Regions from separate parts of the Mus musculus genome. Here region 2 is linked to region 1. The links are chromatin contacts, found by Hi-C or POLR2A ChIA-PET in ENCODE. All regions are on one chromosome and are shown on one strand. Each heading gives the region's core, a stretch centred on a gene start or an enhancer-like site at or near the end of the contact. The rest is flanking DNA. Distances are from core to core; before and after follow the strand shown.

The links. Hi-C counts contacts between places; a loop is a spot of excess contacts on that map. ChIA-PET counts read pairs that join two places held with the same protein, here RNA polymerase II (POLR2A).
Region 2: a loop to region 1 is called in a map of heart, with 3 times the contacts of the local background. The contact joins the promoter of Phf1 here to the promoter of Crebrf in region 1. A Hi-C loop is called at or near these places in 1 of 37 maps with a recorded cell type or tissue (heart). POLR2A ChIA-PET finds 5 or more read pairs at or near these places in 2 of 5 experiments (both embryonic stem cell).

The regions. Positions count from the first base shown.
Region 1 is chr17:26,713,882-26,718,315 of GRCm38, reverse strand. It overlaps Crebrf (CREB3 regulatory factor), which reads right to left and starts at 2,666. Exons shown (of 9, transcript NM_029870.2): 1 at 2,542-2,666.
Region 2 is chr17:26,931,295-26,935,728 of GRCm38, reverse strand. Phf1 (PHD finger protein 1) reads right to left here and starts at 2,602. Exons shown (of 15, transcript NM_009343.3): 1 at 2,195-2,602; 2 at 1,361-1,535; 3 at 1,194-1,275; 4 at 1,003-1,098; 5 at 575-675; 6 at 332-480; 7 at 94-189. The coding sequence starts at 1,519. Kifc5b (kinesin family member C5B) reads right to left here. Exons shown (of 11, transcript NM_053173.2): 11 at 3,150-3,625. The coding sequence ends at 3,581. Mir6968 (microRNA 6968) reads right to left here and starts at 257; the gene lies at 190-257.

The DNA of each region.
Region 1 (4,434 bases), core at 1,417-3,916:
AGCCTGGTCTACAGAGTGAGTTCCAGGACAGCCAGGGCTATAAAGAGAAACCCTGTCTCAAAAAACCAAACCAAAACAAAACAAAAAGAAATTACTTCATGGGGCTGGAGAGATGGCTCAGCGGTTAAGAGCACTGACTGCTCTTCAGAAGGTCCTAAGTTCAATTCCCAGCAACCACATGGCTGCTCACCATCCATAATGAGATCTGATGCCCTCTTCTGGCGTGTCTGAAGACAGCTACAGTGTACTCATATAAAAAACAAAACAAAAAAATCTTGAAAAAAATTAGTACATAAGCAATGAAAACCAACTTTGACTAAGTGTTCTGGGTATCATGAAAACCTTTGCTTGGTTCTAACTTCAGACCTACCTTTTATAACTGATTGTAGTAATAGGACAGATTTGGACTTAGCAATACAACATTAAGTGATAGGTAATATTTTATTTACTATAAAAATTATATATAGCCGGGGGGGGGGTGGCCCACACCTTTCACCCTAGCACTTGAGAAGGCAGAGGGAAATGGATCTTTTTGAGTTCCAGGTCAGCCTGGTCTACGGGTTAAGTTCCAGGACAGCTAGAGCTATGTAGAGAAATGCTGCCTGAGAAACAAACAAAAAATAAAAATAAAAATTATATCTAATTAAAAAAATATATATCAAATAACCCGGGATTATATTTTTACCAAGTTTTAACAAAACTGAGGGTCAGTCACATAAAACCAATAAAAGTTGATGAAAATTTATTTACTATTTGTTAATATTCTTCAGCTGAACTCTTGAAGAGCTGCCTAGGGTGATATATCTATGATGTATTCCTACTCCTAAGTACTTCACCAAAGATGTATCAATAGCCTACTACCTTTGACAACATGAGGTCACAGGTTATAAACTCATCTTAAAAGCTTTAAAAAGCATTTAACAAGGCTAATATGGTGCCAAAACAATTCCAATTTTGTATCCACATTTCCCCATTTGGAGTATCTCTCAGCTTTTTTAAACTAGGCAACACTGAAAAATATTTTAAAGTAGAATTAAAGTGACAATCATTTTACCATAGGTCACAAAATTTACAAAAAATTCCTATTTCTGCTTTTGAAAAAATAAGTCAGACCTTCATTCTTTTTCTCATTTGCTGATACTGGATAGACAAAAGTCTAAAGACTCATCAGACCTAAATACTTTTCTCAAGGCTGTTTTCTCATTAAGTATGTTAGCTTCCAATTTATGTGAGCAAGGGAGGCAAATTAAGACTTGAAACACAAGGGCCTGATCTTTGGAAGATATCCACGTTTTTTTTTTTGTTTTTGTTTTTGTTTTTTTTGGGGGGGGGGTGGATAGAAACGCCGCTCACTCAATTTTGTCTGCTTTTCCAGTCCCAATTTTCTCTTTGCAATACCCAGAAAAGCAGAAGTTCCTCTGAATGCCTGCCTCTACACGGGAGACCTGGTACAGAAACACACCCCTAACTACAGAAATACCTCCTTAAGGTAGTCTTAAGATTCAGGCCTGCTCAGAAGTAGCAAAACGGTTTGTTTTCTTGGGTTAAAGGTGGGCGATTAAAGGGTTTGGTGGCAGGATCTACCAAGCAGCGGAGAGCCGACCAAGAAGGAGACGCCAGAGACCAAGCTTCATCTAGACCCAGGAACCGCCCCCTGGGAGGCTAGACTGCCCTCGCTACTTCCCTGGCCGCCTCCACTCGGGAGCGGCTGAGCCGGGTCAGGCTCCTCCGGGCATCTTCCGGGTCCCTCCGGGACTCTAGCCCACACCCAGCCCGCCCGGCCCGCGCCCCGCTCGGCTCGGCTCCTCGCCCTTTGCCCCGTCTCCGCCCCGCTCAGTGACAACCCCCGTCCCCAGGCCCGTCCCCTCCCATCTAATATGGCCGCCCTGTCGGACCAACCCCCAGCACAGCCTAACTTACTGGGGGGGAGGGGGGGCGCGGCACCGCCTCCCTGCGCCCATTGGCGCCACGGACCCCGTCTGCCTCCTCCATTGGACAGCACCGGCCGCCACTCGACAGCGAGGGCTCCGCCTCCGGGCTTTTCAAGCTGCTTAGAGAGGACATATAAACAAATCCCGAGAGGGAGGCCCCAGTCCCGCAGCCTCCGGGGAGGGGCCGGGGGGAACAGCAGCCCCACGACGCCCCTGCCCAGAGTTCTCCCGGTCCGCTCCTCCGTCCGGAGCCTTCTGAACACTAGCTGTGCCGGTCTCCCTCACACGCCCCTCTCCTCTCCTCTCCTCCCTCCCGGCCCCTCCCACCCGCTCGCCGCTCTGACAGGCCGGCTGCCGGCAGTCGCGATCCCTGGTTCCCGGGAGCGCAAAGGGCACGGCCCTAACGGGGTCGCCCGCCGGCGCGCGCCCGCCCTTTATATAACCGTCGGCCGCGGGGGCAGCCCGATTCGGCTCGCATCGGCGACCCCGTTCCGCGCGCCCTCGGCCCGGCGGCCCCCGCCCCGCTCTCCCGGAGCCGGGCACCCGCGCCTCTCACCCGCGGTTCTCTGCCGCTGCATCCCGCCCGCCCGTGCGACCGCTCGGCATTCACCTGAGGCTGAAGGCGGTTCAGGCACTGGATCCGGCCGCGCTTACGCGGCCGCGGGCCGTCTCCATGCTGCCTCGGTTTGTTTTGTTTATGTCCTTCCTGACGGGTTCCCGGAAATCGCGTGACTCGCCCCCCTCACGTGGGCCGCGGCGAGGAGGAGGAGGGAGGCGGGGGCCCGCCGCCCCAGGCCAATCGCGAGGCGCCCTGAAGTCTGGCCAATCAGAGGCTCGGCCGGGCTAGCGCCCGTCACGTGACACCAGAGGGGCGGGTTGCTGGGGAAAACCAGGAAGAGAGGGCGGAGCGGGGGCTAGTAGGCTGCTGCTGAGCGTGGGCGTGGGCCGCTGGGGATAGCGAGCAGTAAGCTCGCGTTCGTGCGTGATGTTCTTTTCAGAGGCTTCCATATTCAGTCTGTAGCCTCAGAACTAAGATGAAGGCCAAGGAGTCCAAATGCCCACTTTACAGTTTAACTGAACCACGGGGGATTACAGGAATATTAATTAGTAGGGGGCTGCATCGACATTCTGTTTAGTAAATGACGTTCCTGTTCCCCGATTGAATTGGCCTTCAGTTGTTTGTTCATTCATCAACTCATATTTATTGAGTCTGGATCCCCAGACCCTGAGTCGGCTGCATACATCTTTGGGATAGGACCTGTATTCAGCTGTAGAAACTGCTACTAGATGCTTTATGGACAAGACTGTCTAACCTGTGATAATGTGATGATTTACGCCTCTTAATCCTGTTGATATTTTATCGGATGTGTAGTTTGTGGTAGGTTCATTATCCCAAATAGTTCTCCGAACAGACACATACGATAAGAGAACTATTTAAAAAAAATACAAAAACAAACCTCAGGAGAATTATTGTTCAAGGAAACAACCTACCTAATTATAGCAGCCTGTGTTTCCAGAAATCTCTTTAGACTCTGGACCCTCCTGTCTTAGTCTTCTGGGTGCAGGGTTACTGGTCTGCACCCGCACACACATATGGACACAGAAAAACATACTTTCTTAAGCATAGGAAAAGAAGACTAAAGGACAGAGAAACCTCATCAGATTCCCTTCAAATAACAGTTTTCCCTTGGGAGTACTCGGGGTTTCAAAGCAGGCGAGGATGTAGGAAGGGGGTATTGTGATTGACCCCTGTGATCTCAGCACTGGAGATAAGGAAGCAGGAAGATTGAAGTGTGTTCTTAGCTACACTGAATTGCATGCCCGGATAAGACCAAGTCTCAAAGTAACCTTCCGCTCCCCGCCAAATTAAGACTCCCCCTCCCCCATGCACAAAGACTCAGGCAAGTGGTAGATCAGTGGTTCTCAACCTTCCTAAAGTTCCTTATGTTGTGGTGACCCCAACCATAAAATTATTTTCATTGCTACTTCAAAACAATAATTCGGCTACTGTTATAAATCGTAATATAATGTGTTTTCTGATAGGCTTAGACTACCCCTGTGAAAGGGTCATTGGACCTCCAAAGGGGTCACAATCCACAGGTTGAGAACCATTGTGGTAGCGTCTCACTATCACCATCATGGTCTGGGATGAGAGGTGATGACATACACCTGTGACTTCAGCACTGGGGAGCCTGAGGCAGGTGTGTCTCTGTTCAGGGTGAGTGTGAACTACATTGTAATTTGCTCCCTGGTTCAAAAGCAAGCAACCATGGATTTGGGGATAAAAAGTCTGCCTAGATCATAATCCTGACAAAGGTGGGGTGGGACTAGCAATGTCTCTTGTCCTATGTTCTCCATGCCAAGCACATTAAATAGCCAGTCACTATGTTACAGGCTTAATAGTAACCTGGATTGGAATCCTTGCTTTACCACATGTGAACCAGGAAGCTAAATTTCTACCTTTGTAAAAATGGGATTGGTGTAAGAACTGGGTGAAATAATT
Region 2 (4,434 bases), core at 1,353-3,852, 220 kb before region 1:
GGATGCACCTCATTCAGCCCTCTGACCCCGGCTGCAGAGGACTGCGGGAGAGCACAGGTGGACTCCCGAGCATGCGTGCATGTCCTGTCTCACCTGTCTCCGTAGAGGAGGGGCTTGCTCAGACACTGGGTGCAGGCCTCATGGAACCACTGGAGGCAGCTCCGGCACTGCAGCATTTTCAGGTTCCACCTGGAGGGGAGACAGCGCTTGTGGCCCTCAGACAGCCTTCTTGAAACCACAGGGCCCCCTCGCCCCCTGTTCACCCATTTTCCCGGGCTCTGCCACCACAACAACCCCCATCCCATAGCTTGACAACACCCTCTCCACTCACTCTCCAGGGCCTCCACAGTAGCAGTAGCTCTGCTGTCTGTTGCTCAAATGTCCAGCATCCCAGTCCAGCCCTTTTAATCCGTATGGCAGGGAGAGCTTCATGCCCAGCATGGCCCGGGCATAGGGACCTTTCTTCAGTGCGCCTCCCCTCTGCAGAGGGACAGACAGATGGAGACCTCAGAGAGGCAGGAACGGAGGAGAGACCACAGGAGCTTCCCACACAGGGGCAGAGAGGCACCTTTACCTTAGTGGCGATTGCAAAGACACACTGGCGGCATACCCAGGATGCGCCCTCTCCTTCTCCAGGGGCCGGGGCCCTGGGAACGTGACAGTCCTGGTGATAAGCTGAATAAGGACAATGTTGAGGGTAGACCACTGTGTGCATCTAAGTCCTGCTGTGTGTGTTATCCTGACACTGCAGGTGAGTCAACAAGCTTCTCACAGCTGAGGGCCTAGCCCAAGGAAGCACGGTTAAGAAAGGTAATGTAAGCCCCTCAGCTTTGCATGGCCTGGGTCACCTGATCTATGGCTCCCTCGCCCTGTTCTGAGAGATGTGGTGACAGGGTGAAGACTGGCCAGGACAGGAGACATAACTCATGCTATAAGGCAGGGCTAGTGGCAACCCAGAAGACCCAGGGCAGACTGCACCACCTAAGTATCCTGGCCTCTCACCATGGCGACACTTCTCACAGCTGACCAGCCGGTTCCCAGGTACCACGGTCTCAGAGCGACACACACAACAGAGCAGCTCCTCCCCAGGGAGGGCAGCTGTGAGGGAACAAAGTGTCAGGAGGCCTACCAACAACCAGTGTCCCCACCCACTCCAGCTTCTGCTGTCACAGGCTTCAGTCTGAAGGTCTCACCTGGGCTGATATCCTTCCATAGAACCAGAAACTGGGAATCGTCCTCAAACTGGACCAGACACACCTCTCGAGCACTGTCCACCTGGAATGGGTGCCCAGTGATGCTAAAATGGGAATGAGAACTGACTGGAGACTGGGAAGGCAGTGAGATCAGAGGTGGGTCTTACCTTTTTGATGGTACCCAAGTACAGCAGCCCATCAGTCCATCTGGCCAGCACATCTTGGCCTTCCCAAAGCCGAGGTCTGGGGCCTGAGGTGGGAGCAGGGGAAGCTGGATCCCAGAGAGAGGGGGCACCCAAACGGCTCAGCCGGGGGAGCTGCGCCATTGCATCCTGGGGGGGCCTATTCCAAGATAGGATGGTTAGAGTTATGGGTGCTGAGAAAGTTTCCCTGAGCTCGTTGTTTTCTCTTATGGATAAAGAAACCCTGTTCCTGGTGGAGCAGCTCCAACGCCCCAGTCTTCTAATCCTGAGCCCTATAAAGGTGGGTGGCTCTGGTCAGCTTCTCGACTCTACTCTTTTCCATCTCCCCTGCCTCGTTTTGTAGTTTCCCAGCTCCTAGGGACTCAGGTGAAATGATCTTTGCGGAATCAAGGTTACCGCTTAGCTTCACCTTGCCCAGCTGTTTACAGGGATCCTAAATGGGGCAATCTGTTGCCCAGAGATGTTTTGGGAGCTTTTCTGAAGACGTTTCCCGAGTAGAAACAGCTGCCTCCCCAGGCCTGTGTGTCTTATTTAGAACCACCACCCTGGTGCCAGGTGATGTTAGGTCACCCTCAAATTTGGGGCTCTCTGACCCGGGATTAGATAACTTCCCTGAGTGCCCCAAGAGGGGGGCGTGTCCCTGTCCAAGTCTCTACTCCCCTACACTGTCAGTCCAAGGAGGGACTTGAGTCGCCCCAGCACAGACCCTAAGCTGAGACCAGGAGGCTCTCCAACCCTTCTTCCTCACCGACCCCCAGCTCCCTGCCCCCCTCTCCAGGCCTCCCGCCTCCTCCTTACCGGTGACAGCCGGGGCAGCTGGAAGCCAGGTAGGGTCAGACTCAAGAGACCTGGATGAGTCTCCGGTGCGGGAAGACTGAGTGTGAGCGCCGGGGGGCGTGCAGGCGGAGGCCAGGGGGTCCCCGGGCCCAGCCCCTCCGTCCTGGCGGCTCTGGGGCGTATGACGCAGCAGCCAAAGCAGCAGCAGCGGCAGGAGGAGTCGACAGAAGGAGGGAGGAGAGTGGAGGGTGGGGAGCACCAGGGGGAGGAGACGACAGAGGGACGGGCAGGCAGCACCTCCCTCACCTCCAGCGGGCCCGGAGGGCGCTGCGCTGTTGGGGGCGCGGCCGGTCGCGGAGGTCGAGGAAATCCCTGCAGCCCCTTTTTCGGATGGGAGGCTTGCTCTGGGTCAGCAGGAAATAACCTTCTTGGCAGCTAGCCTGCAGGTCAGGGCCGGGCCCCGCCCCATGCCACATCCGTTAGCTGCCCCGCCCCCGTGGCCACTCCAAGCTCCGCCTCCGCACGCGGCACCGCCCTCCCCATTCACGCTGCCTGTCGCCCCGCCCTTCTGCGCACGCGTAACCCCGCCTGTGCGCCGCACCTGGGCACACGGCCACTCCTCCGGCCGCGAGAGCACTGGTGTAGGTTTGCTCCTCCTGGGAGGGAAAGGACAAGGGGCTATTTGGAACTAGTACTGAGTTAGTGACGTGCCCACACCAGCCAATAGGCACTAGGCGGCACGGAACCATGGTTCGAACCGGTGGGCAGGGAAAGAAAGAGATTGTGGAGTGCACTGGCAGTCACACCAGACAAGAGCATTCCTGTTCTGGGCTGGGGCTGGGGCCTGGCAGTCCTAAGAAATTGTTAAGAGGGCCCAGTGCCGAAGGGTAGAGAAGAGGCATCAGGACGGCAAAGTGTGCCCCACCAAGTGAAAGCCCATAGCCTCACTCTGCAAACACATCACAATGGACATTTCTACGTGCTTACAGTATTTATTTACAATACCTTCCTTTGGCAGCTAAAACCGTTAAGTTAATAAAACCGTTTAGAGCTGTAACAAGGGCCGGGCTGGGAAGATGGCTGGGCGGTTAAGAGCACTGACTGATTTTGCAGAGGACCCACATGTATTCCATAATCCCAGTTCTTGAAGGACCTGAAGCCCTGTTCTGAACTCACTGGAGCAGGAGACATGCACATGGTGCATGCATATACACTCAGGCAAAACAACTGCACACAATTTTTTAAAATCTAAGATTAAGAAAAGGATTAACATACAAAAGATTATTCTTTATTACATAATAAATACCCAGTAATATCATGTCTCAACTCCCACCCACCCCCACCGAATAAATACACACTAAAACAGAGACGCATGCGCACTGGCTTGCAAGGGCTCTGGATCCGACTTCACTTCTTATTAGCCTGAGCAGTACCAATGACACACTGGTTCACCTGTGGACAGATAAACAGGGTCACACAAGGTCAAGGGTTACAGATGAGAAGCCTTCCCACTCTGCCCCGTGCTGGGCCCACATCTGAATCTCTGAAGTCTCTGTTATGGAAGCAGGTCCAGCCTGCCCCCTGGAGGGATGGTGATGCTATGTCCACTAAGCCTGGAAGAGACCGGACTGAAAAGACGAAGCTTTATAGTGCTGGCTAGTTTTTATGTCAACATGACACCGGCTACTCCTCATTTGAGAAGAGGGGACCTCAATTGAGAAAATATCCCATCAGATTGGCCTGTGAGCAAGCCTTTTCTTAATCAATGATTGATGTTGGAGGACCCAACCCTAGTGTGGGCCAGTGCCACCCCTGAAAAGGTGGTTCCCCAATGAGGTAAGAAAACCGGCTGAGGAAGCCAAGAGGAGCGAGCAGTAAACAGCACTCCATTATGGCCTAAAGAAGTTACTGATCTGACATCCCTGGACATGGACTAGTTCTTTCTATTTCACCTTGTTTTTGATCATGGAGTTTTATCACATTATTAGAAAGCTAACTGAGACACCTACACAAAAACTACAGTAGCAGAGAGGTCTCCATTTTCAGCAACACCCTGGACTAGACACACCAAAGCACTCCTGTCAAGACATTAAACTCCTTTGAAAACTAGAGCTCCTGGGGCTGGAGAGATGGCTCAGCAGTTAAGAGCACTGACTGCTCTTCCAGAGGTCCCAAGTTCAATTCCCAGCAACCACATGGTGGTTCACAACCATTTGTAATGAGATCTGATGCCCTCTTCTGGTGTGTCAGTGACAGTACAC